Regions from separate parts of the Mus musculus genome. Here regions 1, 2 and 4 are each linked to region 3. The links are chromatin loops, found by intact Hi-C in ENCODE. Cell type or tissue: gastrocnemius. All regions are shown on one strand. Links, peaks and the distances in the headings refer to the core of each region. The heading gives the core; the rest is flanking DNA. Region 1 has its middle 16 kb from the start of Cep19. Region 2 overlaps Nrros (negative regulator of reactive oxygen species). Region 3 holds the start of Zdhhc19 (zinc finger, DHHC domain containing 19). Region 4 holds the start of Mir1946a (microRNA 1946a).

Region 1 (7,833 bases), core at 1,560-6,559, 380 kb before region 3:
CACATACATAGTGGCTCACAACCACCTATAATGAAAAACAAATTAAAAATCTTTGGGCTGGAGGGAGCTGGAGCCGGAGCAAGAGGAAAAGAGAAAGGAAGAAAATTATGTTCAAACCAAGCTTGGAGGTGCATGCTTGTAATCCCAGCACTCAGGAGGCAGAGGCAAGTGGATCTCTGAGTTCAAAGACAACCAGGACTACACAGAGAAACCTGTCTCAAAAAAAAAAACCAGAAAAACAAACAAACAAACAGCAACAACAAAACCCCCCAAAATGTATGCTCAATAGCTTCCCAACTTTTTATCCTTGGAGTTCTTTCCCTCCTCTGACTTCATTTTATTCTCAAGGCTGAAAATCTGTCATCCCATAGGGAAGGGCCCAACAGTTCTTCTTTCCCATCTTACAAATCCTAGGCCTTTGCCTGTCTGCTGCCAAGCCTGGCACCTTCTCCTGTAACACTACAGGCTCTGGCCTCAGCATCACATCCACATCTGTATGATTGGTCATCCCTGAGGAAAAACCAACCAACCAAACAAACAAACAAAAAAACCTCCTGAATTAATAGAATACTCATCAGCTCTTGCACGGGTAACAGCTTTATTTTTTATTTATTTATTTATTTATTTATTTTTCAAGATAGGGTTTCTCTGTATAGCCCTGGCTGTCCTGGAGCTCACTTTGTAGACCAGGCTGGCCTCAAACTCAGAAATCTGCCTGCCTCTGCCTCCCGAGTGCTGGGATTAAAGGCGTGTGCCACCACACCCGGCTCAGTTGTATTTTTAATAAAGATAAAATTAATTAATTTAATTAAATTAATTTAATTAAATATTTAATTAAAAGTGGGGATGGAGAAGAACATCAGAAGACCACTCTCAGGTCTCTCCTCCCTCCAGGCAGATTCATGAATCATACTGGAATCAGCTTGGCAGTTGGTCCCCTGTCCACCAAGTCATCTCTCTGGGGCTTGCCCAGTGCAGAGAGTGGGAGAGGCATTATCAACCCGTCTCACACCTTCTCAGACTTCTGAGTACAAAACAGACTGCTTTCTCAAGACAAGACCTTCAAGCCTCTAACTCAAGCTAGTGGATTGCAATCTTGAGGATGGTCAGACTCGTCATCACAGCACAGATAGATCCCTGTCTCAGGGATTCGGATTCATGAGCCAAGGGGTAGGACTGAGACTCTGCTAACAGTCCTTCCCCCCTCCCCCCGCACCACACCCTCTGCCCCCCACCACCACACACACACACACACACACACACACACACACACCCCAACCACTGTGCTAGGCTTTTGTTCTTCAGTTTTGGAAACCCACAATCCATCATTCTGTTAACTCCACCACAATCCCACTGTGGCTCTCTGAAACACTCATAATAACGTAATTCTATCAGATCCAACCTTCCATTCAAACCGTCCCACAGTCACAACCCTTGGACATCGTGGCTCCCAGGTTCACCTTTATGCAGGCACTAAGCATGTAGAAGGCATTGTCACTAGAGATTCCACAGAAGGAAGGACTGATGTAGGCTAAAGCAACCGAGACACTTTAAGATGGAGACCGGGTTGAGCCAGGAGGTGGTGGTGCACGCCTTTAATTCTAGCTCTTGGGAGGCAGTGCCGTCTACAGAATGAATTCTAGGACAGCCAGGGCTGCACAGAGAAACCCTGACTAGGTTCCGGTTTATTCTCAAAGGTAAATTTATCTATTTAGAATGCAGAGGAATGAGCAGTGTTGATACCAAGAATCATGTAACCCCAGAAAACTGGAGGATACACTGGGCCAGTAATGCAGTGGTAAATGATTCCATGGGAGGGGCCTGTCTGCTGCCAGAAGCATTAGTACAACCAAGCAGCACTTAGGCCTGAGTACTACTGGGTGAGGCAGAGTGCGGCCATCCGGGAAATGGGTGTGTTTACTTAGGACTGGGGCAGATTAATCTACTTCTTCTTTCTGTGGAAAAAATTGCTCTCTCCTGCAAGGCGCGGCAAGAACTGAAACCAGGAGGAAGCTTTGCTCAATAGGAAGTGAGCTCCAATTCTAAAATGGGGAAGCACTGCGTTCCTCCAGCGAGACGATCCTGAGCTGAAAAGGAGTGAGAAGCGGACTCGGACGGCTGGGGGCCCCTGGAAACAACCCACGTGGCCGCCAGGAAGACATCGCGAAATCAATGGTGGAGCATCTGCGCTGTGGCATACTGGATTAGATTCCTCTCTATTCCTTCCATGAGGTGTCCTTACAAAAACAACTAAGGGGTTCGTTTATTCTAGCTCACAACCTCAGACTACACTACAGTCCCTGGAGGTTCCGGTGGCAGAGGCTTCCAAGAGCTGGTCACATGACAACCAGAACAAGTGTACCCACGTACGCGTCTCAGCCCAGTCTTTACTGTCTGGCGCCCAGCCCAGGAAACTGTGCCGCCCACATTGGAAGGGAGTCTTTCCACCTCTATTGAGATTTCTGAGTTCGAGGCCAGCCTGATCTACAAAGTGAGTTCCAGGACAGCCAGGGCTACACAGAGAAACCCTGTCTCGAAAAAAAAAAAACAAAAACAAAACAAAAAAAAAAAAAAAGAAAGAAAGAAAGAATGAAAAAAGAAAAGAAAATTCCTCAGACATGCTTGAGGGCCAACTTAATGTAGGCAGCTCCGCCTTCAGACTCCCTTCCTAGGCGATTCTAGATTGGGTCAAATTGACGAATAAAACTAACCATCATACATAGCGGTGGTGGCACACGCCTTTAATCCCAGCACTCGGAAAGATGAGGCAGGCAGGTCTCAATGAGTTCGAGGTCAGCCTAGTGTACAGAGTGAATCCCAGGGCAGCCAGGGATACACAGAGAAACCCTGTCTTGAAAACAAAGACTAACCATCACATACGACCTGGATACCCTAGCAAAAAAAGGGGGGGGGGGGAGCCAGAACCTTCGGGATGGGATCCAGGGCTAACTGCGAAAGCAACTTGCAGACTGACAGCAGATTCTAAACCCTTCCCATCACCTACCATACACGCAAGTCCCAGGACTGCAGCCAGCTGCAGAGGGACTGTGCTAGAGTAGGGCTTCACCATTTAAATGCGAAGACTTGGCTCCCGCTCTTTCGGTTTACCTAAATCCCATCTCCAGACTCTTTGTGTTACTTCTGTCCCTCCCTCATTTACCTCCCTCTCCCATTCCCATATACAAGTCCAATACTGGGCTTTTAAAAGAAGAGAAATGCCCTGCCAACGGGGTTGGAGTTGTAATGCCCTTCCCCTGAGCCTAATTCTTCAAGCTCCTTTCCACCTAACATGGTTGGAGGAACTTCCAAAACCCAACTGCTTTTCCCCTTAATTAAACCCAAATAATCAATTTACAGCTTTGTTCAATCTTGAATTCTTTTCCTGTCCCTTCACTTGCCCATGCCCCCGTAGGCCCGCTCATATAAATTGCTGTTGGCTGGATTCCGTACCTCTCCCAAGGCTTGGACTTTGATCATATCCCCTAATGACAGGAAGACATGGATATGTTCCACATTTCAAGTTCACTAAAGCATCAAAAATAAAAAATAAAACAGAGGAACTGCAATTCCTGTGAGTAGGTGGACGGCTTCTGACACTTCCTCCTGGGTGTAGTGGACACTGATGGACAGGAAGCACCGGGGAAGAAAGAAAATTAACCATTTATTTCGTGGTTTTCTTTTCAAGGTTTCCACATATTATCTCCCCCCAACCCCCTAGCGCGAGCACCTCCCGCCTTGTCCATGCAGTTCTGAGCATTGCCACCAGGGGGCAGGAGTGTTCCGGTGACTCTATGTCTTAACTGGCCAGGTTTGGGCTTTAAAATACAGAAGGAGATTTAGCATTTGGTGAACGTCGGACGCGGGGCTAATCCGTGAAGAGTCTTTAGAGATCACTGGAATTTATAACTTATTTCTCCAGTTTCTTCAAACCCCTCTTATTAAAAGCAAGAGTGCATTAAGAAAACATCAGATGTTCCTGCAACTCTCTTTCCTGTTTTATTTCATTTACTTTTTATTTATGTGTGTGTGTGTGTGTGTGTGTGTGTGTGTGTGTGAGGTACTTCCAGAGGACATAAAATCACCTGGAACTGGAGTTACAGGTAGTTGTGAACTGACAGATATGGGCACTGGGAACTCAACCCAGTCCTCTGTAATAGCAACAAGTGCTCTTACCCATTGAGCCATCTCTCTAGCTCTCCACTGTACTCTCCACTTTTAGAGAGTCCTGTGTACCCCGAGCTGCCCTCAACCTCACTTTGTAGCTAAAAATAACCTTCACCTTCTGATCTTCCCGTCGCCCTCTTTCCTGCAGGGATTGCAAGCGTGCAACACCTGTAAGAATAGTTTTATTTGGTGCTGGGATGGAGCCCAGGGCTTCAGGAACGCTAGGCAAGTACCCTACCGAGGGAGCCACATCCCAGCCAAGGTTTTATCATTTCCAGTACTACCTGCCTGTAGTGATTATCAAAGAGGAAGGCTTAGCCATGTCTACTATCCTTGCCATTATGTCTCCCATTGAGTAATCATTTTCATGGTGGTGTTTGTGTTGTTACAACTTTCTTCTAAAACACCACGAGAATCCACCGGCTGTAGGTGGGTGTGGTGCATTCCTTAGATTAGATCTCGACACTGAGCTAGCAAGATGCCCTAAACCAGTCAGTGTGCTCGCTCTAGGAGTGGTTAGCCAGGCAGGTCACCACATGCTTCAGAGAGCTCTGGGACCAGCAAGGTGGATGTGAGAGATTTTTCACTGGGGAAGGTGGTAGTGTCTAAGATGTGTGCCTTCTCTGGAAATACTGAAGACCATGCCCTGCCAAGCAGGGTCACAATCCCGTTACCCACAGGCTGTAGACTGAATAGCATTCAAGCCTGTTCTAAATGGTCCTGCAATTCACTGCTGGCTCAGAAAGACTTTTGTCTTGGCCTTAATTAGGACTTGATAGAATGACAACCTCCTCCTCATGGAAGAATGGGGGTGGGGAGGGACGACAAGGGAGGCAGTGCCTGGAAGGACAGATGCCTGAGGCTTCATAAGTCCACAAAACATATCTTATGGTAATTTTGTTATGTAGCTGATAGCAAACATTTTACACATGTGACCAAATTTGGGACGTTCTCTTTTCTTGCAGCATCAGGGTGTTGGGTCAGTAGACCCTAACATAAGCAGTCAATTTACCATAAGCTGTTTCACATACACTTTGTTCACACAAAACTCTTCCTAATAAATTTATCTTCCAGGAGAGAGGTGTCTTCATGTTTTAGTAAGAGAACTTACTTCTAGCTGGGCGGTGGTGTCGCACGCCTTTAATCCCAGCTCTTGGGAGGCAGAGGCAGGCTGATTTCTGAGTTTGAGGCCAGCCTGGTCTACAGAGTGAGTTCCAGGACAGCCAGGACTATACAGAGAAACCCTGTCTCGGCCCCCCTCCCTGGAGAGAGAGAGAGAGAGAGAGAGAGAGAGAGAGAGAGAGAGAGAGAGAGAATTTCCTACAGCATGCTTTATAAACAAGGTGTGTTCAATATTGAATAGCCCTTTGGCAAAGTTTCCCTAAGCTAGATCGGAACGCTTAGGTAATTATTTTTTTTTTCTTCTTCTTCCTTTCAATTTTTTGTTTTTTGTTGTTTCATTTTTGACATAGGGTACATAACGTGTCACTATATAGCCCTGGCTGGCTTAAAATTGCTACATAGAACAGGCTGTCCCAGCCGGGCATGGTGGCTGCTGGCTTTAATCCCAGCACTTGGGAGGCAGAGGCAGGTGGATTTCTGAGTTCGAGGCCAGCCTGGTCTACAGAGTGAGTTCCAGGACAGCCAGGGCTACACAGAGAAACCCTGTCTCTCAAAAAAATAAAAATCAAAACCAAAACAAAGCAAAATAAAAAAGAATCAATGTCTCTTAAATATAAGATAAAACTGCTAAGGAAGTAAATTTGCATGTTCATCGAAGGAAGGCTGGGTTTAGCCCTTTCTTTTTCTCTAGGGTGATGTTCTTACAGCTTCCTCCAAGTCCCCAAGCATCAGCCTCATGAACTGAGACTCCTTCCTTCACCATGTCCACATTTGCTTTCTAGTGTGTTGTCTACTTTCCAGTTCTCCACCGGTGCTATCCCAGAGTCCTTTTTATTTTATGGAAGTACATGAAGGTACACCTGCTTTAAATGTCCAGTCTGATAAATGTACACCTGTGCAGTCACCTCACACCTGCACCTGAGCACCTGCACCTCACAGACAGGTGTCCTGCACCTGTACCTGACAGGTGCCTTGCTTCCTTCCAGTCAAAGTCTAGTGCCCCACAGGCAGCAGCCACTCCAAATCTGCCCACATTGCTCCCATCTTAAATACCATTGGCTCTTGCAGTGCACTCTCTGCGGCTGATGTCTTTGCTCAACACAGGATGAGACTCAGATACCAGCATGCACTGACGTTTTACTATTTTGCCGTGTAACATCCCGTTGACAACTGTGCCACAATTTAGTCATCTTTTCATCTGGGTCTGTCATGTGAGGGAGGTCAGGTACCCTTGGAGGCCAGAAGAGGGTGCAGGGTACCTTGGAGCTGGGAGTTACAGGTGGCTGTGAGCTTTCCATGTGGTTGCTGGGTGTCAAATCTGGGTCCTCTGGAAGAGCAGCCAAGTGCACTTCAATGCTGAGCATCTCTCCAGCTCCAGTGTCCAACTGACAGTGGTGAACAGAATTTTATACTGTTGCCAGTTTAGCGTTATTGTGAAAAATGTCAAAAGTTCATAGAAATGTCTGTCAAGCTTTTTCCCCCCTTGTATATACAATAGAATTGCTGGACTATAGGGTATATACATACGTACATGCATATTGGCTGTGATGGTTTATATATGCTCTGCCCAGGGAGTGGCCCTATTAGAAGATGTGGCCCTGTTGGAATGGGTGTGGCCTTGTTGGAGTAGGTGTGTCACTGTGGGTGTGGGCTTTAAGACCCTCATCCTAGCTGCCTGGAAGCCAGTATTCTGCTAGCAGCTGTCAGATGAAGACGTAGAACTCTCAACTCCACCTGCACCATGCCTGCTTGGACACTGCCATGCTCCGCTCCTGCCTTGATGATAATGGACTGAATCTCTGAACCTGTAAGCCAGCCCCAATGAAATGTTGTTCTTGTAAGAGTTGCCTTGGTCATGGTGTCTGTTCACAGCAGTAAAACCCTAACTAAGACATTTGCTTTAGTAGATATCACAGATAACCACCAACCAAAGAGTACGCATGGTGGGACTCATGGCTCTAGCTGCATATGTAGCAGAGGATGGCCTAGTTAGACATCAATGGGAGAAGGGCATCTTTTCCTGATTCTGACCATCCTGTGTGTTTTTTGGTCAGTTTGATATCCTGTTTTTGAGATACAGCCCTGGCTGACCTCAGACCTGCATCGATCTTCCTGCATCCGTCTGCCTCCTGAGTGCTGGGGTTATAGCCGTGAGCCACCACACTCTGTTGAACACTGGAGTTGGAGAAATGTTCCACATTTAAATGAACTTGGCTGCTCTCCCTAAGGACCCAGATTAGACACCTAGCACCCACATGGGAAGCTCACAGCCACCTTCAACTCCAGCTTCCAGGGACCCCCCGCACCCTCTTCTGGCCGCCAAGGGTACCTGACCTCACATGGCAGACACTCACAGATTAATAAGTAAACATTAGGGTGTTTTACTGACTTTTGTTGTCCTTTCATTGATTATCTAAGTTCCCTGTCTGTGTTGAGAGTGATTCCTCCATGGAGCACAGGTTATGAACCTCTTCTCCCAGGTCAAGACTTTTTATAACCGAAATTACTAACTTATTTTTATTTTCTGATACGGTCTCACCCCACTCC
Region 2 (7,833 bases), core at 965-5,964, 350 kb before region 3:
CGTTGAGGAACCGTAACTGGGTGAGGCTGAAGTCCACAATGCAGGGGAGGTTGTTATAGGCAAGGTTGAGACGCCTCAGCTCAGTCAAGCCGTCAAACGCCCCGCCCTCGATCTCAAAGATGTAGTTTCTCTGCAAATCTAGCTCTACAAGGTGTTCCAGGCCCTCAAAGATAGAGTCGTCGAGCCTCATGAGGGTATTCCTTGCCAAGGACACAACCTCCAACGAGGAGAGGTTCTGAAGCATGAGAGCCGCCATGTCTTCGGTCAGGGAGTTTCCAGACAAGTCCAGTCTCCGAAGTCCCAGCAGGGTGTGGAGTGCTGCGGCTGACTCCTTGTAGTTCTCCGAGAGGCGGTTGTCTGCCAGAACCAGGTTGCGTAAGTGGCCTTGCTCTCGGAAGGCGTAGTGGCTGATACGGTCCAGGTGACAGCTATGCAGGCTGAGGTTCTCCAGGCGTGGGTAGGCCTGGAGGGAATGGTTCCACAGGTCCTTGAGAGGGTTAGCATCCAGAATGAGCATCCGGGAATGGGGTGGGAGGCTGCTGGGTACCGAAGCAAGGTTCAGACCCCGGCAGTCAGCGACTCCGTCGACCTAGGTCCACAAACACATGAGGTTAATTCACAGAAATGTAGTTTGCAAAAGCAAACAGCTAGCCAGAAGGTGTTGGGTTAGGTGTCCAGAGAAGAACGGTAAGAAAAGCAATACTATTGCTTTCTACAGGTTGGTCAGGAGGGCAAGGCCAGTGAGTACCAAACAGCCAACCTCCAAGGCAAAGTGCAATGAAGTTGTGTAAGAGGCCTCGCTCTTGGAAGGCGCAGTGGCTAATACGAAGATGCCCAGGTTTGGGTTCTATAGTTTGTTAATTTGACCCTGAGCAAGGAACTAACTAACCTCTTGCAGCTTCAAATTCTTTACTGGGTTATTAAAATAAAACTTAGGGGCTGGAGAGATGGCTCAGAGGTTAAGGGCACTGACTGCTCTTCCAGAGGTTCTGAGTTCAATTCCCAGCAACCAGGTGGTGGCTCACAACCATCTGTGATGGGATCTGATGCCCTCTTCTGGTGTGTCTGAAAACAGCTACAGTGTACTCATATACATAAAATACACCTTTAAAACAACAACAACAACAACAGAAAGAAACTGGGCATGGTAGCACAAGCCTTTAATCCCTGGACCCATGGAGATAGAGGCAAGAGGATCTCTGAGAGTTTGAGGCAATCTGGACTACTTAAAGAGTTAGGGACCAGTCAGGACTATATAAGAAGATCCTGCCTCAAAAAAAAAAAAAAAAAAAGAAAGAAAGAAAGAAAGGGAGACCCTCAGATAGTCTCAGCCTCCCTCTCAGATAAAAGTCACTAACCATTATGCTTGTAATTTTCTCATAGAATTTTTTTCAAGGATTGAGTATGCAAATCACATTTATTATGGCTAATAAGTGTCAGCATGTCAACTGTAATTACCAGCATGTGCTAATTAATTAAGCTGCTCATTGTTGAACACTCGAGTTTTTGGGGGGGGGGTTGTTTGTTTTTCTTTTTTAATTTCAGCATAGACATTAGAATGACTTTTTCAGGTTCCTTCCTACCTCAACTCCCCCTCCCAGGCCTACTGCATTAATATTGGGATTGCATTAATGTGTTAAGAGCTGACTTTTTATAAACTGAACCTCCGAACTGAGAGACAGGTGTATCTCTTGATTTTCCCGAGGCCTCTCTGGACAGCACTGAACTCAGGGGCTTGCTTCAGCCTGTAATGGAGCCTGCTCCTCCACAGTTGCTGTAGTCAGAGGGAGATCAGATCTTTGTAATTCCCATGGATTCACCAAAGCGTTGCAAAGGATGGTGTGGCCATCCGAGCACACAGCCAACTTTACCGTGTCCATTTGATGCTAAGGTTGAATGGCTCGTGTAATGAAGAACAAGAGTCTAACGCCTAAACTTCCAGACCCCTCAAATCATAAGAGCCAGAGGAACCCATTGCTTGACTTCTGTGATGGCCAAGTCCGTACCACATCCCCCAGGCAGAGTCCAGACTGAGCCCTGAGAATCAGCTGAATAACCCATACTTTACTCCCTTCTCTTCCTATGCCTGGTGACCCCCAGAGCTACAGAAGTTAAGCCCATTGTTGCCTCTGTAAGGGAACAGTGGCAGTCAAAAGAGGCTGGACTGCCAGTGATACTACCACAGTAACGATACTCGGTAAAACACATGCCACCGTCTTGGGGGTTGTTATAAATACATCCAATCACCACAGCACCCAATATCACGATTCCATTAGTAGAAATTATTAGTTATCATCATCATTATTATTGATGGAGTCTCATGTAGCCCAGACTGGCCTTGAACTTGAAATGTAACTGAGACTGGCCTTGAACTCTTAGCCCTCCTGTCTCCACTTCCTGAGAACTGGGTTGTCAGGCATGTGCCCCCATGACCAGCAGGTATTATCATTACTTCTATTTTACAGGTGAAGACACTGGCACAGAGTGACTTTGTATCACCAGCTAAACAGTAGTGGGGCTAGGATTTAAATTCAGGCGGACTTTCATCATACTGGAGCGTCCTCAAACACAGTGGCTACTGGTTCCCACAAGCAGGTTAGAACCGCGATAGCCACCATCTTTAAGATTAATCGCCTTTAGAACACTTTCTTTATCTAGCGTCGAATACACTGAAAAAGATCTTGAATATAAGGATTAACTCTGGCTTCCAATTTGTCTTTCCAGTTCTTGGGCTTGGGTAACGCCCCAACAGGCACGTGTTTCTCATACAGACATTTGCTATTCTTCAGTTACAGGCAAATTTCTAGAGTCCGCCTCTATCTCCATGTGCAGACAAAAAACCTTCAAAGGCTCAAGACACCCCAGCGCTGGGTCTTCAGAGACGTAGGCTTGGTCATGAGCATTTGCTCTGCAGTACCATTTGGGTACATGTTCTCTGCAGAGTTGCTGAAGCCATCTTTGTTGGCTCACTCATGGCCTTGAAGGCAGGACTTCTCTGGTGCTGGTGTGTTTCCCTCAGTGACTCTGGAAGCATTAATGGAGCTTCGATTGACAAGTCATCCACTTCCCAAGCAGACCAGGCCTCATTAGGACAGGGGCAAAGGAGAGAGAGATTAGAACCCATGGAGAAACTCACCACCTTGCAGCCTCCTTGGGAAGCTGCAGTGGCTGTCCCAGGTCCGCTCCTCCATTCCACAATCAAGAAGTGAAAACCCAGGCAAAGCCAGAGGGGCGGGAACTCCATCTCAGGCACAGCTCTGTGGACAGAAGACCAGGAAGAACTGAGTAAGGCAGATTAGCCAAGAGGGCTGATCACCACGGGGCAGAAGGAGCCAGCTAGTTCCCACATGTGTCTGGTCTTAGAGGCCCACAACTACAAGAAGGTGGAAAACCACAGATATTCAAATTTCTCAGCTCAGCCAACCTTTCACTGACAGCGTGGCAAGAGCTCATTTTGTTTTGCCTATGGCATTTAATGGTCAGCTGGCTGACCTCTGAAACCCCAAAGGGGGAGCACGGGGGGATGCAAAGGACTTGAGTGCCAGGGCTGAGGTCCCAGAGTGTCCTGTGCTTTGCCGCTCTGCAGTCTTCCTCTCTGAAACTCATTGCTACCTGATGCATACATGAGCTTGAGATATATACCATGAATGAATGAATGAGTGTGGGAAGCCGCCCCCACATTCGCCGTCACAAGATGGCGCTGACATCCTGTGTTCTAAGTTGGTAAACAAATAATCTGCGCATGAGCCAAGGGTATTTACGACTACTTGTACTCTGTTTTTCCCGTGAACGTCAGCTCGGCCATGGGCTGCAGCCAATCAGGGAGTGATGCGCCCTAGGCAATGGTTGTTCTCTTTAAAATAGAAGGGGTTTCGTTTTTCTCTCTCTCTTGCTTTTCTCTCTCTCTTGCTTCTTGCTCTCTTGCTTCTTGCTCTCTTTTCCTGAAGATGTAAGAATAAAGCTTTGCCGCAGAAGATTCTGGTCTGTGGTGTTCTTCCTGGCCGGTCGTGAGAACGCGTCGAATAACAATTGGTGCCGAATTCCGGGACGAGAAAAAACTCCGGACTGGCGCAGGAGGGATACTTCATTTCAGAACCAGAACTGCGGATCACGTTTATAAAGGTTCCCGTAACACAGACTGTTGAGAAGGATTCAACTGCCGAATTCAGAACTCATCAGCTGGGGAACGACGGTGATAAAGGTTCCCGTAAAGCAGACTGTTAAGAAGGATTCAACTGTATGAATTCAGAACTTTTCAGCTGGGGAACGAGGTAAGTCTGATCTTGAACTTTCTAAGGAAATTCAAGACAGTCTATCAGAAGTAAAGTGGAAAATGGCTTTACAAGTTATGTTTGGCCTTAAATTTTTTCTAGTGTTAGAAGCCCTTCTGTTCCTTTTCACATGTTATATAGTGCTTAAGATAGGGCTGAAAATTCTAGAGGAAATTCAGGACAGTCTATCAGAAGTAAAGCGGGGAGAGAGAGTAGGAGCAAGGAGAAACGGTAAGTATACAGGCCTTTCCAAGGGTCTTGAACCCGAGGAAAAGTTAAGGTCAGGTAGGAATACCTGGGGAGAGATTAGAAGGAAGAAAAAGAAAAAAGAAAAGAAAAAAGATCGATTAGCGGAGGTCTCTAGGAGAAGGAGCCTGTGCTCTGAAGAAACAGACTGGGAGAAAAAAGCGGCTCATTATGAAAGAAAAGGATACCAGCCGCCAAGTAAAGTGCTAACTAGTCATTTAAGGAAAAAGCCAAAAGCGGCTGGCGAAGGCCAGTTTGCTGATTGGCCTCAGGGCAATCGGCTACCAGGTGCACTCCCGCCCTATGCGGAGTCCCCGCCCTGCGTAGTGCGTCAGCCCGTAGTGCGTCAGCAATGCGCAGAGGGGCAGTGCGCAGAGAGGCAGTGCGCAGACTCATTCATTCCCCGAGAGGAACAAAGGAAAATAGAACAGGCATTTCCAGTCTTTGAAGGAGCCGAGGGTGGGCGTGTCCACGCTCCGGTAGAATACGTACAGATTAAGGAAATTGCCGAGTCGGTTCGTAAATACGGAACCAATGCTAATTTCACCTTGGTGCAGTTAGACAGGCTCGCTGGTATGGCACTAACGCCTGCTGACTGGCAAATGATTGCAAAAGCCGCTCTCCCTAGTATGGCCAAATATTTGGAATGGAGATCTCTGTGGCGAGAGGCTGCACAGGCGCAGGACCGAGCAAACGCTGCTGCTTTAACTCCAGAGCAGAGAGATTGGACTTTTGACTTGTTAACGGGTCAGAGAGCTTATTCTGCTGAACCTGATAAGAGGTATCAATGGAAGATCTTACCACAGGGAATGTCCAATAGTCCTACAATGTGCCAGCTTTATATACAAGAAGCTCTTTTGCCAGTGAGGGAACAATTCCCCTCTTTAATTTTGCTCCTTTACATGGATGACATCCTCCTGTGCCATAAAGACCTTACCATGCTACAAAAGGCATATCCTTTTCTACTTAAAACTTTAAGTCAGTGGGGTCTACAGATAGCCACAGAAAAGGTCCAAATTTCTGATACAGGACAATTCTTGGGCTCTGTGGTGTCCCCAGATAAGATTGTGCCCCAAAAGGTAGAGATAAGAAGAGATCACCTCCATACCTTAAATGATTTTCAAAAGCTGTTGGGAGATATTAATTGGCTCAGACCTTTTTTAAAGATTCCTTCCGCTGAGTTAAGGCCTTTGTTTAGTATTTTAGAAGGAGATCCTCATATCTCCTCCCCTAGGACTCTTACTCTAGCTGCTAACCAGGCCTTACAAAAGGTGGAAAAAGCCTTACAGAATGCACAATTACAACGTATTGAGGATTCGCAACCTTTCAGTTTGTGTGTCTTTAAGACAGCACAATTGCCAACTGCAGTTTTGTGGCAGAATGGGCCATTGTTGTGGATCCATCCAAACGTATCCCCAGCTAAAATAATAGATTGGTATCCTGATGCAATTGCACAGCTTGCCCTTAAAGGCCTAAAAGCAGCAATCACCCACTTTGGGCAAAGTCCATATCTTTTAATTGTACCTTATACCGCTGCACAGGTTCAAACCTTGGCAGCCGCATCTAATGATTGGGCAGTTTTAGTTACCTCCTTTTCAGGAAAAATAGATAACCATTATCCAAAACATCCAATCTTACAGTTTGCCCAAAATCAATCTGTTGTGTTTCCACAAATAACAGTAAGAAACCCACTTAAAAATGGGATTGTGGTATATACTGATGGATCAAAAACTGGCATAGGTGCCTATGTGGCTAATGGTAAAGTGGTATCCAAACAATATAATGAAAATTCACCTCAAGTGGTAGAATGTTTAGTGGTCTTAGAAGTTTTAAAAACCTTTTTAGAACCCCTTAATATTGTGTCAGATTCCTGTTATGTGGTAAATGCAGTAAATCTTTTAGAAGTGGCTGGAGTGATTAAGCCTTCCAGTAGAGTTGCCAATATTTTTCAGCAGATACAATTAGTTTTGTTATCTAGAAGATCTCCTGTTTATATTACTCATGTTAGAGCCCATTCAGGCCTACCTGGCCCCATGGCTCTGGGAAATGATTTGGCAGATAAGGCCACTAAAGTGGTGGCTGCTGCCCTATCATCCCCGGTAGAGGCTGCAAGAAATTTTCATAATAATTTTCATGTGACGGCTGAAACATTACGCAGTCGTTTCTCCTTGACAAGAAAAGAAGCCCGTGACATTGTTACTCAATGTCAAAGCTGCTGTGAGTTCTTGCCAGTTCCTCATGTGGGAATTAACCCACGCGGTATTCGACCTCTACAGGTCTGGCAAATGGATGTTACACATGTTTCTTCCTTTGGAAAACTTCAATATCTCCATGTGTCCATTGACACATGTTCTGGCATCATGTTTGCTTCTCCGTTAACTGGAGAAAAAGCCTCACATGTGATTCAACATTGTCTTGAGGCATGGAGTGCTTGGGGGAAACCCAGACTCCTTAAGACTGATAATGGACCAGCTTATACGTCGCAAAAATTTCAGCAGTTCTGCCGTCAGATGGACGTAACCCACCTGACTGGACTTCCATACAACCCTCAAGGACAGGGTATTGTTGAGCGTGCGCATCGCACCCTCAAAGCCTATCTTATAAAACAGAAGAGGGGAACTTTTGAGGAGACTGTACCCCGAGCACCAAGAGTGTCGGTGTCTTTGGCACTCTTTACACTCAATTTTTTAAATATTGATGCTCATGGCCATACTGCGGCTGAACGTCATTGTTCAGAGCCAGATAGGCCCAATGAGATGGTTAAATGGAAAAATGTCCTTGATAATAAATGGTATGGCCCGGATCCTATCTTGATAAGATCCAGGGGAGCTATCTGTGTTTTCCCACAGAATGAAGACAACCCATTTTGGGTACCAGAAAGACTCACCCGAAAAATCCAGACTGACCAAGGGAATACTAATGTCCCTCGTCTTGGTGATGTCCAGGGCGTCAATAATAAAGAGAGAGCAGCGTTGGGGGATAATGTCGACATTTCCACTCCCAATGACGGTGATGTATAATGCTCAAGTATTCTCCTGCCTTTTTACCACTAACTGGGAACTGGGTTTGGCCTTAATTCAGACAGCCTTGGTTCTGTCTGGACAGGTCCAGATGACTGACACCATTAACACTTTGTCAGCCTCAGTGACTACAGTCATAGATGAACAGGCCTCAGCTAATGTCAAGATACAGGGAGGTCTCATGCTGGTTAATCAACTCATAGATCTTGTCCAGAAACAACTAGATGTATTATGACAAATAACTCAGCAGGAATGTGAACAAAAGTTTCCGGGATTGTGTGTTATTTCCATTCAGT
Region 3 (7,833 bases), core at 1,691-6,690:
GGCCATTTGAGATTCCTCTGTTGAGAATTCTCTGTTGTTTGTTTGTTTTTTCAAAATAGGGTTTCTCTGTGTAGTCTTGGCTGTCCTGGAACTCAATCTGTAGGCCAGGCTCAGAGAAGTCACATGACAGAGATTCTGTGTCCCACGAAGACTTCATGTAAATCCCTTTGAGATTCAGTGTTTCTGCTAACCTCTCTCAAGGTCTCTAGCACACCAAAGGGCTTCAGCACCTGAATTCTGGAAGACAAACAACTCCAAGGAAGCACATGGCAGGACTGGGGCTCCTTGGACTCTGGCGTGAGTGGTGAGCAGGAAGAGGGTTGGTATGGAAAATGACCAGAAGCAGCCAGAGCCCCATTCCTCTGCCTCTGTGACATCACATTGAGACTTTTTTTTCCCCTTCTCTCCTGGGCTGTGGCTTCTGTTGCTATGGCAATGAAATTCTGGGTCATTAAGGGAAAGACCAGCTAGTATGAAGTCTTATAATTTACCTGTGAGTATGGGAGTCATGTTCCACTCCGTGTGTGAGTGTGTGTATTACGTGATCATAAAAAAAGAAAGAGCTATAAGAACATCCTCTGGCGGGTGTAGGGGGAGGGGGTGCCTCAGCGGGCCCATGCCCAGGCATCCCTTCCCCCTGAGGGACCAACCACAAGATAGTATAGTATAGAATAGAGTTTATTTAGGGCATGGGGAGGGGAGTTAAGAGAGTAGTAGAGGCAGAGAAAGGCAGAAAGGAGAGAGTAGAGACTTAGAGGCTGGCCATGACCACGTGGAGGTCGGGGGGGGGGAAGGTAATGGGGAGAGAGGGGGCAACGTGAAGCAAGAGTAAAAGAAACAAGAGAGTAAGAGAGAGGCAAGAGCTTAAGAGAGAGAGGAGGGGCCTAGCAGCCCCTTTTATAGTGGGCCAAGCCTACCTGGCTGCTGCCAGGAACTGTGGGGGTGGAGTTTAGACAGAATACCAAGAGCATGTGTGTGCATGTGTGCATGCGTGTGAGAGCCAAAGTCGGTTGTCTACCTCAATTCATCTCGCCTCACTTTCTAAGACAAGCTCTCTTGCTGTACCTGGAGCTTGCCCATTTGGCTGGACCACCTGGCCAAAAAGCCCCAGGGATCCTCTTGTGGCTGCTAAGGTTATATGCATGTGTATATACACAGATACACCCTGCTTGTACTGGGACCTGAGGATTGAATTCCGATCCATGTACCTGCACAGCAAGCCCTTTGCCCACTGAGCTGTGTACTCTGCCCTGGCCATGCCTTTCTTAAAGGATGCTGTGACACTTGTGAAGGAACCACAACAGCTGCCCTCCATCCCTCTTTCATGGTTCCCCTCGAGCGTGTTTGCTGCCTTCAATGTAACGCTGCTGCTGTTTTTGAGTGGCCTTTTCTTCGGATTCCCGTGAGTGTCCCATGTCATCCGTTAGGTTCCTTACACGGGGACAAGAAATAAAAAATAGTGCAGAGGCAAGGGATTTGCAGGAAGGTGTGCTAGAAGGCCTGGGGAACAACAGTCTAGCTACAGAAAAAGAAATGCGCAGCCATAGAATCCTGGAGGATTGGTGTATGGCGGGGGCAGGTAAAAGTAGCTGGTGCTGCTGCTGCTGGCATTTGGTGGGGGGCCCCTGGGAGTCTGTCCCTTGCCTGGATACTTAGAGTGCGAGGCCTGATCCAGCTGGACGGGGCCTGGGGGAGGAGCTCTCAGCTACTCCAGCTCCAAAACTGAAGGAGGCTCTGGTCTCAGTTGTAGGTGGCTGGTTCAGAACGGGGAGTGGGCCTTTCCTGCCATCACAGGACCACTCTTCATCCTCACCTTCTTCAGTCTCGTCTCGCTCAACTTCTCAGACCCTGGTATCTTACATCGAGGTGAGGGAGGAGGACTCAGCCCCCCTGGAAGGAGCTGGTACCCTGAAGGCTGGCACCCCACTTCCAACCTCGCACATCAGGACTTCTTTACCCCATGGCAACATTTCCAAGATCCTGTATGGTTTCCAGTTGCTTCAGAAGAGCGGGCTGTCCAGGCTGGAGAGAGAAACCAGTGGGCACTCCCTCTTCCACTACACAGAACTTCACGTGCTACTTACTAGTGTTTGGTTTTGTTTGTTTGTTTGTTTTTTGTTTTTCGAGACAGGGTTTCTCTGTGTAGCCCTGGCTGTCCTGGAACTCACTCTGTAGACCAGGCTGGCCTCGAACTCAGAAATCCACCTGCCTTTGTCTTCCAAGTGCTGGGATTAAAGGTGTGTGCCACCACTGCCTGGGGCTACTACTATTTGAAAGGCAGAGTTCTATACAAAAGGCTGGCTGGAGCATGCCGGCGCCCACCCACCCCCACCGTGCTTCTCTCTCTCCCTCCTCCCCCTCCCTGATGGTCAGCTTGCTCAGTAAGATCAGGGATTCCCTGTCTACCTCTCCCCCACATCCCCTGTGCCTAGGGCTGCCCAGGGTAGCAGAGGTCAGCTGCCTCACTCTCTACCACGTCAGGCTCCACCAAAGAGGACCCCATGACGGTGCATGTTGTTCGAGTGAACCAAAGGGCTTTCCGCCTGGAATGGTGCCCCAAGTGCCTCTTCCATCGCCCACCCCGAACCTACCACTGCCCGTGGTGCAACATTTGCGTGGAGGTGAGAATTCCCTCGCTCACTGCCTGTCTCCTAGACCTGGCCAGAACCTTATGTGGGCCAGGGGTCAGTGGGAGAGTTTTCCCTGACAGATGAGGGCCAAGGACGACTGTATGTCCATTTGCTCTTGATCCTTCACACAGGTCACTGCCGTTGTGCCTGTGTCCATTCAGGAAGGGTGGTATGTCACTGTGGGCACTTTCACGTGTTCTGGTCCTGGGGGAGTGGGCAGGGATGACAGTCCCAAACCTGTCTCCTGGTTTTCTGCCACGGGCTATCTATACCCTTCATTTGGCTGTAGGCCGGATCTGGGGACTTTTCCTGTCCTCCTTTGGTTATTGAGGTTGGGAGGGTGTCAGTTTGTGTAAGCTTGTCTCACATGTACTGGCGGACCAGCTTACAGATGTGTGGAGGGAAGCTGCTGGGGAAAGGTTAGAGTAAGCGACCAAAAGGGCTGAGTTGTCTGAGCTAATGGAAGCTGGGAGGAAGGACGGATCCCGGAGGCCTTTCCCTCACCCTGTAACAGGACTTCGACCACCATTGCAAGTGGGTCAATAACTGCATCGGTCACCGCAACTTCCGCCTCTTCATGCTGCTGGTCCTGTCACTCTGTCTCTACTCGGGAGCCCTGCTGGTCACCTGCCTGACATTCCTATTTCGCACAAGGCATCTGCCCTTCTCCCTGGACAAGGGGATGGCGTATCTACTTATGCGCGAGCAGGGGGGAGGGGCTCAGGCAGGTGAGAGATGAGGTCTCAGAGGGTGGAGCCAGTGATGGATGAAGCTAGCAGAAGCCACTTCAGAGGTTCAGTGTGGGCCAATGAAAGTGGGGAAATGGACGAAGTTTAAAAAAAAAACCAGGCTGGGCAGAGGTGACGCACGCCTTTAATCCCAGCACTTGGTAGGCGCTGGGAGGCAGAGGCAGGCAGATTTCTGAGTTCGAGGCCAGCCTGGTCTACAGAGTGAGTACCAGGACAGCCAGGGCTACACTGAGAAACCCTGTCTCGAAAAAAAAAAAAAAAAAACAAAAAATTAGAACCTAGTAAGGCCATAGAATAACGAAAGCCTAAAAGGGACAAAGCAGAGCAACATCGTAGTGGTATAGGGTTGGGGGGAGTAATGGTGGGAAGGGGAAGATGGGCTGCACTGGGCGTGGCTCCTTAGCTGGCGAGCATCCTGGTGGCTGTGCCCGCTGCGGGCTTTTTGATTCCGCTCTTCCTGCTGCTGCTGATCCAGGCCCTATCTGTGAGCAGGGCGGAGAGCTCCTACGAGAGCAAGGTATGTGGGGCGGAGCGTGGGCATCCAGACGTTCCGCTATGGGAAGCATCCTGAGCCCTCAGGATCTGATTTTCCATTGCCTTTGTCCCCTGAGGGTCAGGCCTTCAGTACTCATCTTCTAAGTAGCAGCTCGGACCACAGCGCCACCTGCTGGATCCCAGCGGTCGCTCTCCGTCCGGGGTGCACGACTGTGTGCTAGGCTGTGTGTGTCTGGGTATCTGGGAAAGCTACATCCTGCATTTAACCTGCTAACACCGTGGACCACACCAAGAGAGATCAGTCTAGGGCTGTTTAGTTTAGACCAAGAGAAGGAGCTAGGAGTTAAGCAGGCCTGACACACCATTCTGCGTCCTGGAGTGATTTCAAAGGGACAGAAGACAGAGCTTGCCAGCTTTGCAAAAAGAACCAAGGAGCTAGAACATTTCCCCTTCCAGGACTGGGAACCGAACCCAGGGTCTGGAAAATGCTAGGCAAATGCTCTACCTCTCAGCTGTATCCCAAGCCTCTCTTCCCTCCCCACCCCCACCCCCTTTTAAAATTGAGACAGTCTCAGGCAAACCTTGATCTTCGATCTTGCTGACTGCTGGAGTTAATGACTTCAAGTCCAGCTTGAAAGAAGGTTGTTAAGAGAGTGAGGGAACAGCTCTGATTCAAGCTGGCAATTGAGCAGACCCCTTCCAGATGGTCACATTAAAGCAGCCAGTAAAATCAAGCGTGGGACATAGAAACCCTGGGCAGTAGAAAGCCCGGAGTCATTGGAGGTGTATCTGAAAATAGTATTTTTAGTCTAGAAGTGTTTTTCATGGCCTCTTTGTAGTGGATTTGTTTTCTTATTACAGCCCCCAGTAATGGTTGATTTGTTTTCTACCCTTAGGGCTTTTGTTGTTGTTGTTTTGGGTTTGTTTGTTTTAAATCTTTCAGAATCCCACATAAATGAAGTCATTGCCTTCCGTGTCTGCCTTGGCTTGCTTACTACAACACACTTGAGCTTCGCCCACTCTGTTCTCATCAGTTTATTCCTCTTTATTGTTGTGTAGCATTGCGTTGTATTGTAGGATGCTCTACAGATTATCTGTGCACCAACTGAAGGGTTTTTACATCATTTCTAGTTTGGAGTAATTAGAAAATGAACTCAATCCAAACACTGGTGTCCAGAAAGCAAGCTTCCCTGTCGGGAAAGTTCTTAGGAGTGGCATTGCTGGGTCACGTGGCAGCTGCGTTTCATTGTATTCTGGGTTCAGGTATGTGTTTTAAAAATATTTTCTTGAAATCCATAGCTTGTTATTTTGTTTTCTTTCCATCGTGTTTTGTTTCACACAGCAGAGTTTTTTATTGTGATGGTGTACCTGTCTGAGTGTGCATGAGCATGGTGTGTGTGGTGTGTGTGCTTGTGAGTGTGCATCACAGAAATGGATCATGTGCATCTGATGTTGTCACTCAGAAATCTTTGCTAATCCAAGATCACAAAATTCTAGTCATGTGTTTTTCTACTGAGATTCTGTCGATTTAGCTTGTACCTTTAGACTGATGAATTCTTTGGGGCTAAATTCTGTATGTGGTAAAGGCTTGCTTTTGTTTTTTGGTTTTTTTTAAGTTATTTTTATGTGTACAAGAGTTTGCCCAGATGTATCTCTGTGTACCACATACGTGCTGGGTGCCTGTGGAGTCCAAAAGAGGCTGCCAGATCCTCTGCATCTGGAGTTTCAGTTGTGAGCCTCCATATGAGTTCTGGGAACTGAACCCAAGTCCGCTTGCCAGAGCAGACAGTGCTGTCAGGAGACTGGGCTGCCGCTCCAGTCCCCAAGATTTGCTGTTTGCATACCTGCTCCACTTGTTGGCAAGGATTTCTTCCTGCATTGTGGTGTCTTTGCATATTCATTAAAAGCAGAACTGGCCAGACAGACATGGTTAATTTCTCAATAGTGTACTTCTGCCCACCCTGTACTGTCTTGCTTAGTGTTGCTTTATAGTTTGGAAACGGCATGTAATGAGTTCTCTAACGGCTGCTTTTTGCGGTTCTCTTGGCCCTTTGATCCTTGGAGGGAACACTGAGAATCGGCTTGTCACTTTGTCACTTTCTACAAATCCGCTAGGGTTTTCAACAGAATTCTCTGGACCTTTTGAGCAGAGCACATTTCGGGATCCGTGAATATGCTCTACCGTACACTTATTTAGGCTATTATTGGGTTTTGGTTACCTTTCGTCATTATTTTGTAGCTTGTGGATTCTGTACCCATCTCATTGGATGGTAACTTGACTAATGGCTGTTTTAGGAAGACAGGTAGACTTATTATTGGGGGGAACTAGAGGCAGACAACTGAAAGGCAGGCAGACAGACAGAGCATCCTCTGTTTTGGGAAATATTAAAAACAAACAAACAAACAAAAAACGAACTGGCACATTCCAGTGCTTGTGCCAGCAACTCTCTGCCCCAGTGGCCTGGCCAGCCATGCACTGGTGGGCAATGGCCGACCTGTATTTATCTCATGGAGACTCTGACTCAGTGCTCCAAAAGCTCTCCACCCAGCTCGATAGGTTCCCATTGGTAGTTCACTACCACACCAGCACCATGCTTCAAATCCCACACAGCCTTTGTGGTGCCCTTAGCAAACCCACACTTTGCTGTATCTCTTTCTCTTTCTCTCTCTTGGTTTTTCGAGACAGGATTTCTCTGTGTAGCCCTGGCTGTCCTGGAACTCACTCTGTAGACCAGGCTGTCCTGGAACTCAGAAATCCACCTGCCTCTGCCTCCCAAGTGTGCCACCACTGCCTGGCTGTACCATTCTCTCTTGAACCCAGTCAAACCGCCTCATGAAAACTCGACACAGACTTAGTTCAGAAGTGACAGTAACTCAATCACTGGGCACAACAACTAAAATCTTAATCTTGTAAGCCTTATTAAATCTATATCCTCTGGTGGCGAATTCTGACGGATCCGCCATTGAAACCAGGAGACACTCATAATTACATCTTGTCCTCATGCTATCACAGTCCAAAAAGACTTAACTCTCTATTCTCTTCCTCTGTCCAACCCGGAAGTCCCGCCTGCTCACCCAGTGATTGACTCCTTTATCCTTTAGGGGATTGGTTCACAAGAAGTCACCTGAGTATGTGTGACTCACTCCTTATTTGCAGCACCTCCCAAGAGAGTGGAATTAGCATCAAAATATAATCAGCACCTGGTCCATCCTCAACAATCCTCTATACATTGCCCCCTGTGTACTCTCGTCTCAGTCATCACCCACCCAGTTTTGGCCCTGCTCTCACCTTTGCCTCCTCTGCTCAGCCCGCCCTTACGGCCCAGCATCCACTATACTTCCTCCCTCTGGTCTCAGTCCATCATATCAGGTTCTGCTGGACAGCGGTTTTTCCTCTAATGTCTTCCGGTTCTAGCCCCAGGTCAGCCCCAGAACATTGCTTCCTTCTGCTTAAAATGGCCTTCCTAGTCCAGAAACCCCCAACTTAGGCGGGGCTTAAGTGTGATCTGCACTCTGGGCTTCACCAGGCAGGGCTCTCTTCTCTTTCTGGTTGGATCCAGTTCATACTGATCATATATCCCAGTCTCCATTCTCTCTAACCGGCCATTTCTGGGTTGAAGCTCCTTTTGGATCCCTTGCTTGGTGGTTCCTAGCAAGGACTCTGCAGATGAACCACACTGGATCATGAATCTCCAACACACCTGCAGTGAGAACTGGGCATGTTACTTGGCCAGCGGGCCACTCTGTTTCCCACTGTAGAAAGGGAAGGCATGGGTTAATTTGTTTAAGACTTTATGGTAGGAGCTCTAGTGCTAAGAGATCTGTCTGTTATTTTTATTACCATCAGGCCTTCTATACCCCTCTTGTCTTACAATCAAAGCATGGCCCTGAGTTAATGTCATAAGCCTCCACTCCACCTGCTGAAACCTCTCCTGGGTGCCCCTTCCTGCAGGTGGTGG
Region 4 (7,833 bases), core at 1,703-6,702, 240 kb before region 3:
CTCCCCGCACCCCTGTCACACACACACAGCACCACCACCACCACCACCACCCATTTATACACACACACACAGTAATAATAAATGAAATTTAAAAAGAATGCAGCCCAGGGACTGGGTGCTTCCCAATGTCCTAAATGCAGGTACAGAATGCATGCGTGTAAGCACTTTTGACTAATCCCTGCCTGATCTGCCCAGACTGGCCCTGACCAGCCATTCTGGTGTTATTACCAGTTCCATGAAGCTTTTGATGCTAGTCAGCAGTCTTGCCTCCATATGACAGAAGCTACCAGACAACAAGGGCAATGTGTCACCAAGAGGCTGAGCAGACCTCTCTCTCCTTGTTTCCCTTGCTTTAACACTGGCTCCTTTGCATTATCATACCCCAGCTCTTGCTCCCTCCCCTGCTTTTCACCTCGTTCTTACTTCATGATACTGAGATAAGCCTAGGGATTACACAGGGCAAGTAAGTGCCCCACCACTAAACAATATCAATAGCCTTTTCATTGCTTCATTGCTTCTTTGTTGTTTTATTGTATTGATTATTGCTCTTCCTAATTTGTCCACGCTATCTATTAGGTCTCAAAGAAACCAAAGACAGGTCTCAGTACCAGTGGCTTCTCTCAGCACTTCTCACTTTGTCCCTACCCTAAACCCCTCCTTAGCCCTGTGTTTTGGCTACAAGATCTCTTGGATCCAAGGCACTCTCTGGCCTCTTGACGCCTTGGCCTCTCTCTTTTTTATCCCTCATTCTGACCCCACTCCCTCTCCTCCAATGGCCCAGCTCAGTCTGCTGGCCATGTTCAGTCTGGACTCCTCCAGGTGTCTGTAGCTGTTTTCTCCCTTGTATTTACAAGAAACCCCCTCAACTGTACCTAGGAGCAATCGAGTCCAAACTTATCATTATCCTTGTTTTTTCCTCCCTTGTAGTGAAAATAGATATTTCAGCTGATAAATCAGACAAAATGAGCCAATGCAAGCCACATTAGAGGATATATAAAGGCAGGTTTGCTGTGAAGGAGCTCTCTGCGGAGTTCACTGACCACAGAGGAGGAGGGGTGAGTGAAGTCACCATGGGGAGGGAGTCAGAGGAGAGGAGACGTGAATAAGAGAAAGTATGCACTTAGAAGAAGGAAAAGGAGAAGAAGAGATCGATCAAAATGTCTGCATTCTATAGGGAAGAGTTTCTGGGGGAGGGGAAGCCCAGCCTCAGCTGGAAAATTTATCCAGGGCAGAGGACAGAGGGTTGTATGCCAGCCATGCCTGTAGAAGGTAGGGACTAAGGGGTGCTAGGAGAACCTGGAGGCCAGTTCTACTTTGGTATGTTAAATACACACCTCAGCTGTTTATCCTGGGTCTCGGGAAAAATAAATAAATAAATAAATAAATAAATAAATAAATCACAAAAAAAGGCACATTTGAATATCTTTTTTGTTTTGTTTTTTCGTTTTTGGGTTTTGGGTTTTTTTGTTTTCCCCAGACTGGGTTTCTCTGTGTAGCCCTGACTGTTCTGGAACTCACTCTGTAGACCAGGCTGGCCTCGAATCCGCCTGCCTCTGCCTCCCGAGTGCTGGGATTAAAGGCATACACCACTACTGCCTGGCTCCATTTGAATATCTTAATGGTACTAAAATTTTGGTTGTGAGATTCATATATTACAGAATGTACAACTTCGACAAGATTCTCCTCGGAGATGCTGAACTAACCTGCTGTTCCAGCCTCCTGCTTCCTGATACTATCCAGAGACTTGCTTCCAGAATGGCTTTAGGAATTCCTGCTGATTCCAGATGATCTCTCCTAGTCCAACCTTTCAGACGTATCCAGTCAGAACTTGAGTCAATCCCTGAGCCTTCTAAGCATACAGAGACTGGATAACAGATGCCAAAGCTAACCAATTTTAAGATTCTTAAGTCTAACCAATTTTCTAATTTTCCTACCAATCCCTACCCCTTTAAAGAATTTTTCGTCACCCCAAATCAGCCAGAAGCAGCTATGGGGGGTTATCAGCCAGAAGCAGCTATGGGAGTCATCATCAGCCAGAAGCAGCTATGGGAGTCATCAGCCAGATTCCTTGGGTTTGGGTGTCTGATTGTGGTTATTTTACAAATTAGATAGGTTGGCATTTTAAAAGACAATTTGGGAATGGTCATAATTTTGAACATGGAGGAAATAGATGAGATGGATTGCTAAATATTCTTGAACAAAACATTATGTAGCCATAATTTTGCATTGGTAGAAATCTTTGTAATTGATGTAATTTTTTAAAATTTTCAATAGCTGCTTTTATTAGATATTTTCTTTATATACATTTCAAATGCTATCCCGAAAGTCCCCTATACTCTCTCCCCGCCCAGCTCCCCTACCCACCCACTCCCACTTCTTGTCCCTGGCGTTCCCCTGTACTGGGGCATATAAAGTTTACAATACCAAGGGGCCTCTCTTCTCAGCAATGGCTGACTAGGCCATCTTCTGCTACATATGCAGCTAGAGACAAGAGCTCCGGGGTACTGGTTAGTTCATATTGTTGTTCCACCTATAGGGTTGCAGACCCCTTCAGCTCCTTGGGTGCTTTCTCTAGCTTCTCCATTGGGGGCCCTGTGTTCCATCTTATAGATGACTGTGAGCATCCATTTCTGTATTTTCCAGGCACTGGCATAGCCTCATATGAGACAGCTATAACAGGGTCGCTTCAGCAAAATCTTTCTGGCATATGCAATAGTGTCTGGGTTTGATGGCTGATTATGGGATGTATCCCTGGGTGGGGTAGTCTCTGGATGGTCCATCCTTTCGTCTTAGCTCCAAACTTTGCCTCTGTAACTCCTTTCATGGGTATTTTGTTCCCTATTCTAAGGAGGAATGAAGTATCCACCCATTGGTCTTCCCTCTTCTTGATTTTCTTGTGTTTTGCAAATTGTATCTTGGGTATTCTAGGTTTCTGAGCTAATATCCACTTATCAGTGAGTGCATATCAAGTGACTCCTTTTGTGATTGGGTTACTTCACTAAGGATGATATCCTCCAGATATATCCATTTGGCTAGGAATCTCATAAATTCATTCTTTTTAATAGCTGAGTAGTACTCCATTGTGTAAATGTACCACATTTTCTGTATCCATTCCTCTGTTGAGGGGCATCTGGGTTCTTTCCAGCTTCTGGCTATTATAAAAAGGCTGCTATGAACATAGTGGAGCATGTGTCCTTATTACCAGTTGGAACTTCTTCTGGGTATATGCCCAGGAGAGGTATTGCTGGATCCTCTGGTAGTACTATGTTCAATTTTCTGAGGAACCTCCAGACTGACTTCCAGAGTGGTTGTACAAACTTGCAATACCACCAACAATGGAGGAGTGTTCCCATATCCTCACCAGCATCTGCTGTCACCTGAGTTTTTGATCTTAGCCATTCTGACTGGTGTGAGGTGGAATCTTAAGGTTGTTTTGATTTGCATTTCCCTGATGATTAAGGATGTTGAACATTTTTTTCAGGTGCTTCTCAGCCATCAGTATTCCTCAGTTGAGAATTCTTTGTTTAGCTCTGAACCCCATTTTTAATGGGGTTAGTAAATTTTTTAAATCATTTTTTATTATTATAAGTAAGTACACTGTTGCTATCTTCAGAGGCACCAGCAGAGGGCATCAGATCTCATTATGGGTGGTTGTGAGCCACCATGTAGTTGCTGGAATTTGAACTCAGGATCTTCAGAACAGTAGTCAGTGCTCTTACTCACTGAGCCATTTCGCCAGCCCGTAATTGATATAAAATTGAAGTTAAAATCTCTTACATTGGTACAGATTTTATATATTGATATAGAATCAAGGTTTTCATTGGTATGAATCTATATATTGATACAAAATTTAAAATTAATATTGTTACTCTTAGATAGGCATTGTGCCTTTACAACTCATTTAAAAACAAGATAATTAGCTGGGCATGGTGGCATATGTAATATGGCATATGATAATTAGCTGGGCATATGGTGGGCATATGCCTTTACTCCCAGCACTTGAGGCAGAGGCAGGTGGATTTCTGAGTTCGGGGCCAGCCTGGTCTACAGAGTGAGTTCCAGGACAGCCAGGGATACACAGAGAAACTGTCTCGAAAAATAAAAACAAACAAACAAACAAGCAAACAAATGATGACAGTGAATTTTATCTAATTGACGAATATAATGGACTAGATGTTAACTGTATATCTTACTTTGTAATTTACATGATTGTTAGGGTTCTGCTCAATTTATGTCTGAGAGAATCAGGTTTGTTTGTTTGTTTGTTTTTTAAAGGAGGAAAAAGGTGAAATTTGCGGTGAAAGTGGTGGTTCTGATGCTTTGATCAGAAATTTGTGTTTACTGATGCTAAAGGTCATCTATCAATAAAGATGCCAGTGGCCAATGGCTAGGTAAAAAGAAAGAGGCAGGACTTCCAGGTTCCCACAGGCTAGGAGAGAGGAAGAGACTCAGTCTACTTGGCAGGGGTGGGGTGGGGTCGGGGGAATGGAACAGACTCAGAGATGCAGGGGAGATTTTCCAATATGTAGGCAGAAAGGGAAAGCAGCCTGAAAGCATCTTGAGCACAAGACCAATGGGCAACCAGGCAACTAAGCTGAGGGATGAGGTATTGAGCTGAAGTAAAGGTAAGGGCACGCTAGCCGTGGAAGGCGTAATAGAGCCATAAGGCAGTTTTAAAATGAGCTAATATGTATACGTCTTTTGTTGTTTTTAATGATTTATTTACTTATTTCATGTATATGAATACACCGTCGCTGTCTTCAACACATCAGAAGAGGGCATCAAATTCCTACAGATGGTTGTGAGCCACCACGTCATTGCTGGGAATTGAGCTCAGGATCCATGGAAGAACACTGAGCCATCTCCCCAGCCCCACAAATGTGTCTTATTCACAGATCTGAGATAGCTCCTGGGAGGGTACGTGTATGCAACAACCAGGAACACAAGACTACATACTACAGTTCCCTACTTCCCTTCCCATCCAGATCTGCCTCTTTCTGTCTCTCATTAGAAAACAAATATGCTTTTTCCTTCCTTCCTTCCTTTATCCCTTCCTTCCTTCCTTCCTTCCTTTTCTTCTTTTTTTCTCCTCCTTCTCCTCCTCTTCTTTTTTTGGACAGGATTTTTCTGTCTTGAGTTCTTGGCTTTCCCAGAACTCATTCTGTAGACCAGGCTGGCCTTGAATTCAGAAATCCTCTTGCCTCTGCCTTCTAAGTGCTGGGATTAAAGGGATGCACCACCACTTTCCAGGTAACAACCAGGCTTCTAAGAGATAATAATAATAAAGCCAGGCATGGTGGTGCACGCCTTTAATCCCAGCACTCGGGAGGTAGAGACAGGCGGATTTCTGAGTTCGAGGCCAGCCTGGTCTACAAAGTGAGTTCCAGGACAGCCAGGGGCTATACAGAGAAACCCTGTCTCGAAAAAACAAAAATAATAAAGGAAGTTATAATATTATTAAAATAATAAAACAAAAACTAATGAAAGACCCCTAAAGGGAGACCCTCACTCAAGTCTGGGGATAATAGTGGACCCCCAAGAACTCACGAGAGACCAAGCTTGATGCAAACCACACAAGGCGTTATTGGGGAAAGCCAGAGCTCTGGGGACGACTTGTATCCCATGCAGAGGTAGAGGAGTCGACCCCAAGGGGAAAGGGGTCCCAGTTTTTATAGGCCCTCAGGGGGGAAAGGAGAAGGAGGGAGTAGGGGATTTCCAGATCTAAACAATGTCTATTCTAAAATGATTTCTCAAGAAATGGGTATGGGAGGGGTACAAGGAAAGAGTCTGGTGCAGGTGCAGCAACTCTGGATTGGCCCCAGCTGTGGTTGCTGGGGAGATTTTCTGACTCTTTCCCAGCAACCAATATCACAAACACCTGGCAGTGGGCTGCAGCAGTGGGCACATACAGGGGTTCAAGGAGCAGCCAGAACATTGTGCACCTCTATTTTTCTAAATCAGTGAAGCTAGTTCTGCTGACAATGAAATCTATTTTGCCAATTTCAGGGCTTCTGTGATCTTTTACATTCTGTCAGGATCTTTCACTAACATATCAGAACAAAACAAAACAAAACAGAAGGAAAAGAGCCCAAGAGAAGGCACAAGAATCAGAGACCTGCTTATTCACACAGTCAGGAGTCCCAAAAATATACTAAAGTGGAATCCATAGTATATATGCAAAGAATCTGCAGGGTAAAAAAAGAACCAGCTTGCCTCCATCTTAGGCTTAAAAGTCATCTTATAACAAAGACAAACTAGGCTCATTTTCTCAAGGATTGGGCTATGTCCCACCTATAAGCTTAACTACAAATGATTCTGTCCTGCTTGTTCTAGGAATGGCAATCATAACTTTATTTCAAAAACTTGTGTATAACCATCTTATAACTCTACCTTTGTTTCAAAAGGCTCTATGACTACTGATGCTACCTTGTTCTGGCCACCTTTGCAACCGTATCTTTGTTTCAGAAGGGTATAATTTGTTATATTCTGCTCCTGTAACCCCACCAAACCCCTCCCTACTCCTGAGCTATAAAAGCCTTATCTTCCTCATATCAAACCCACCTTGGGCAGTGCACATTGATAAAAAAAAAAAAAAGCTTGCTTTAATTAGTTTGGCCACACTAATTTGGATCAGTGACCTTTTTCTTCCCATTTGTGAGATTAACAAAAAAGGAGAGGAGAAAGCCGAGAGTGGTGGCGCATGCCTTTGATCAGAAATCCACCTGCCTGTGCCTCACAAGTGTTGGGATTAAAAGTGTGTGCCACCACTGCCCGGCTATAGATTTCTTTAAGTTATTTTTTCCTTTCCTTTTTAAGTACCTCTGTGACCGTCATATGGTTGGTTTAAGGCCTTTGTCTTATGCTTCAGCTATGTTGCAATACTCAGAGCCTGGGGAGGTAGGGTTGCTGGGCTCTAGTAGAGGCATATTGTCCTGGCTGTTATTGTGTTTTTATAGATGCAGGCATCTATGTCTCTGGATTGACTTTGGAAGTTTATAATTCTAGGTGCCAATATCTGGACTTGTCTTTGTGGGATGAGTGTTTTGTTCCTTGGTTTCTATTGCCCTGCCTGGGTCTTAGGTGAGCATGGTGGCTGTGAGTTGCCTAGTAGGAAATACTTCTGGAATCCTGGTAGGTTTGGTCACTGGAGGCTCCAGGTACAATGTATTTACTTAGGAATGAGGATGGGATTAAAGGGGTCCAGTCTGAGGGAGTCCACAGGAAGGAGGAAAACAGGGTATTCCACCAGAATCTGCTTAGTCCCTTGTGAATGGGGGCAGAGAGTGAGGAGAGGCCACAGACTAAGGGAATGGTGTGGGGGACGGGGCGCCTCTGGATTTGGATGAGAGGAGAAAGAATGAAAGTATAAAGCCCTTTGTTGACCTGCTTTGATGGCCTATTGGCTTCTCCACCAGGCTTGGCTAGAGGGTTCCAAGGGAATGCCTGCTGGAGTTGTGTGTGTGTGTGTGTGTGTGTGTGTGTGTGTGAAGTGATGAGTTGGGAGTGGTGGTGAGAAAGGTTAGAGGGAAGATCTGTGTGGTCCACTGGAGGAAAGGGCAGAGAGGAAGTCAAGGCTGCAGCAGATGGTCTACTACAGAACTGGAGATGCGACTGGAGGATTGACTTGAAGGAACAAAGAGAGAAATGAAGACCTATAGTCACCCTACCTATTTCCTGACATGAGTGGCCTGTAGGTTCCCAGGGAATGCCTGCTGGAGCTTCAGGCTAAGATAAAGCAAAAAGGATTAAAGGTACGTGCCTTCTTATCTCAAAGATCCATATTAGAAGTGGATCAACCAAACAGGTATTGTTGTTAATCCCAGAAGAAGCAGA

What was found. A loop is a pair of places that touch in the nucleus more often than their neighbours do. Peaks named below come from ENCODE experiments on the same cell type or tissue, not always from the same donor. Only the 100,000 strongest peaks of a DNase experiment are listed, where the experiment ranks them.
Region 1: a loop joins it to region 3, with 7 times the contacts of the local background. A loop is called at or near these places in 14 of 42 quality-filtered maps.
Region 2: a loop joins it to region 3, with 3 times the contacts of the local background. A loop is called at or near these places in 2 of 42 quality-filtered maps.
Region 4: a loop joins it to region 3, with 6 times the contacts of the local background. A loop is called at or near these places in 9 of 42 quality-filtered maps.

What each region holds. Positions count from the first base shown.
Region 1 is chr16:32,111,726-32,119,558 of GRCm38, forward strand. No RefSeq gene overlaps it. Among named protein-coding and RNA genes, the nearest start is that of Cep19, 16 kb to the left of the region's middle. In gastrocnemius, for the core only: a CTCF peak has its summit at 3,754 (motif pointing right); DNase peaks (open chromatin) are centred at 2,386 and 3,759; H3K4me3 peaks cover 1,172 bases; H3K27ac peaks cover 2,213 bases.
Region 2 is chr16:32,144,417-32,152,249 of GRCm38, forward strand. It overlaps Nrros (negative regulator of reactive oxygen species), which reads right to left. Exons shown (of 3, transcript NM_001347181.1): 2 at 3,137-3,257; 3 at 1-589. The coding sequence starts at 3,244. Among named protein-coding and RNA genes, the nearest start is that of Nrros, 17 kb to the right of the region's middle. In gastrocnemius, for the core only: a CTCF peak has its summit at 3,660 (motif pointing right); no DNase peak of the experiment used is centred there; H3K4me3 peaks cover 577 bases; H3K27ac peaks cover 552 bases.
Region 3 is chr16:32,495,831-32,503,663 of GRCm38, forward strand. It overlaps Zdhhc19 (zinc finger, DHHC domain containing 19), which reads left to right and starts at 451. Exons shown (of 9, transcript NM_199309.2): 1 at 451-493; 2 at 1,159-1,402; 3 at 1,745-1,866; 4 at 2,482-2,621; 5 at 3,145-3,317; 6 at 3,791-3,896. The coding sequence starts at 1,257. In gastrocnemius, for the core only: no CTCF peak of the experiment used is centred there; DNase peaks (open chromatin) are centred at 4,038 and 4,533; H3K4me3 peaks cover 352 bases.
Region 4 is chr16:32,260,790-32,268,622 of GRCm38, forward strand. Mir1946a (microRNA 1946a) reads right to left here and starts at 6,794; the gene lies at 6,661-6,794. In gastrocnemius, for the core only: a CTCF peak has its summit at 3,628 (motif pointing right); no DNase peak of the experiment used is centred there.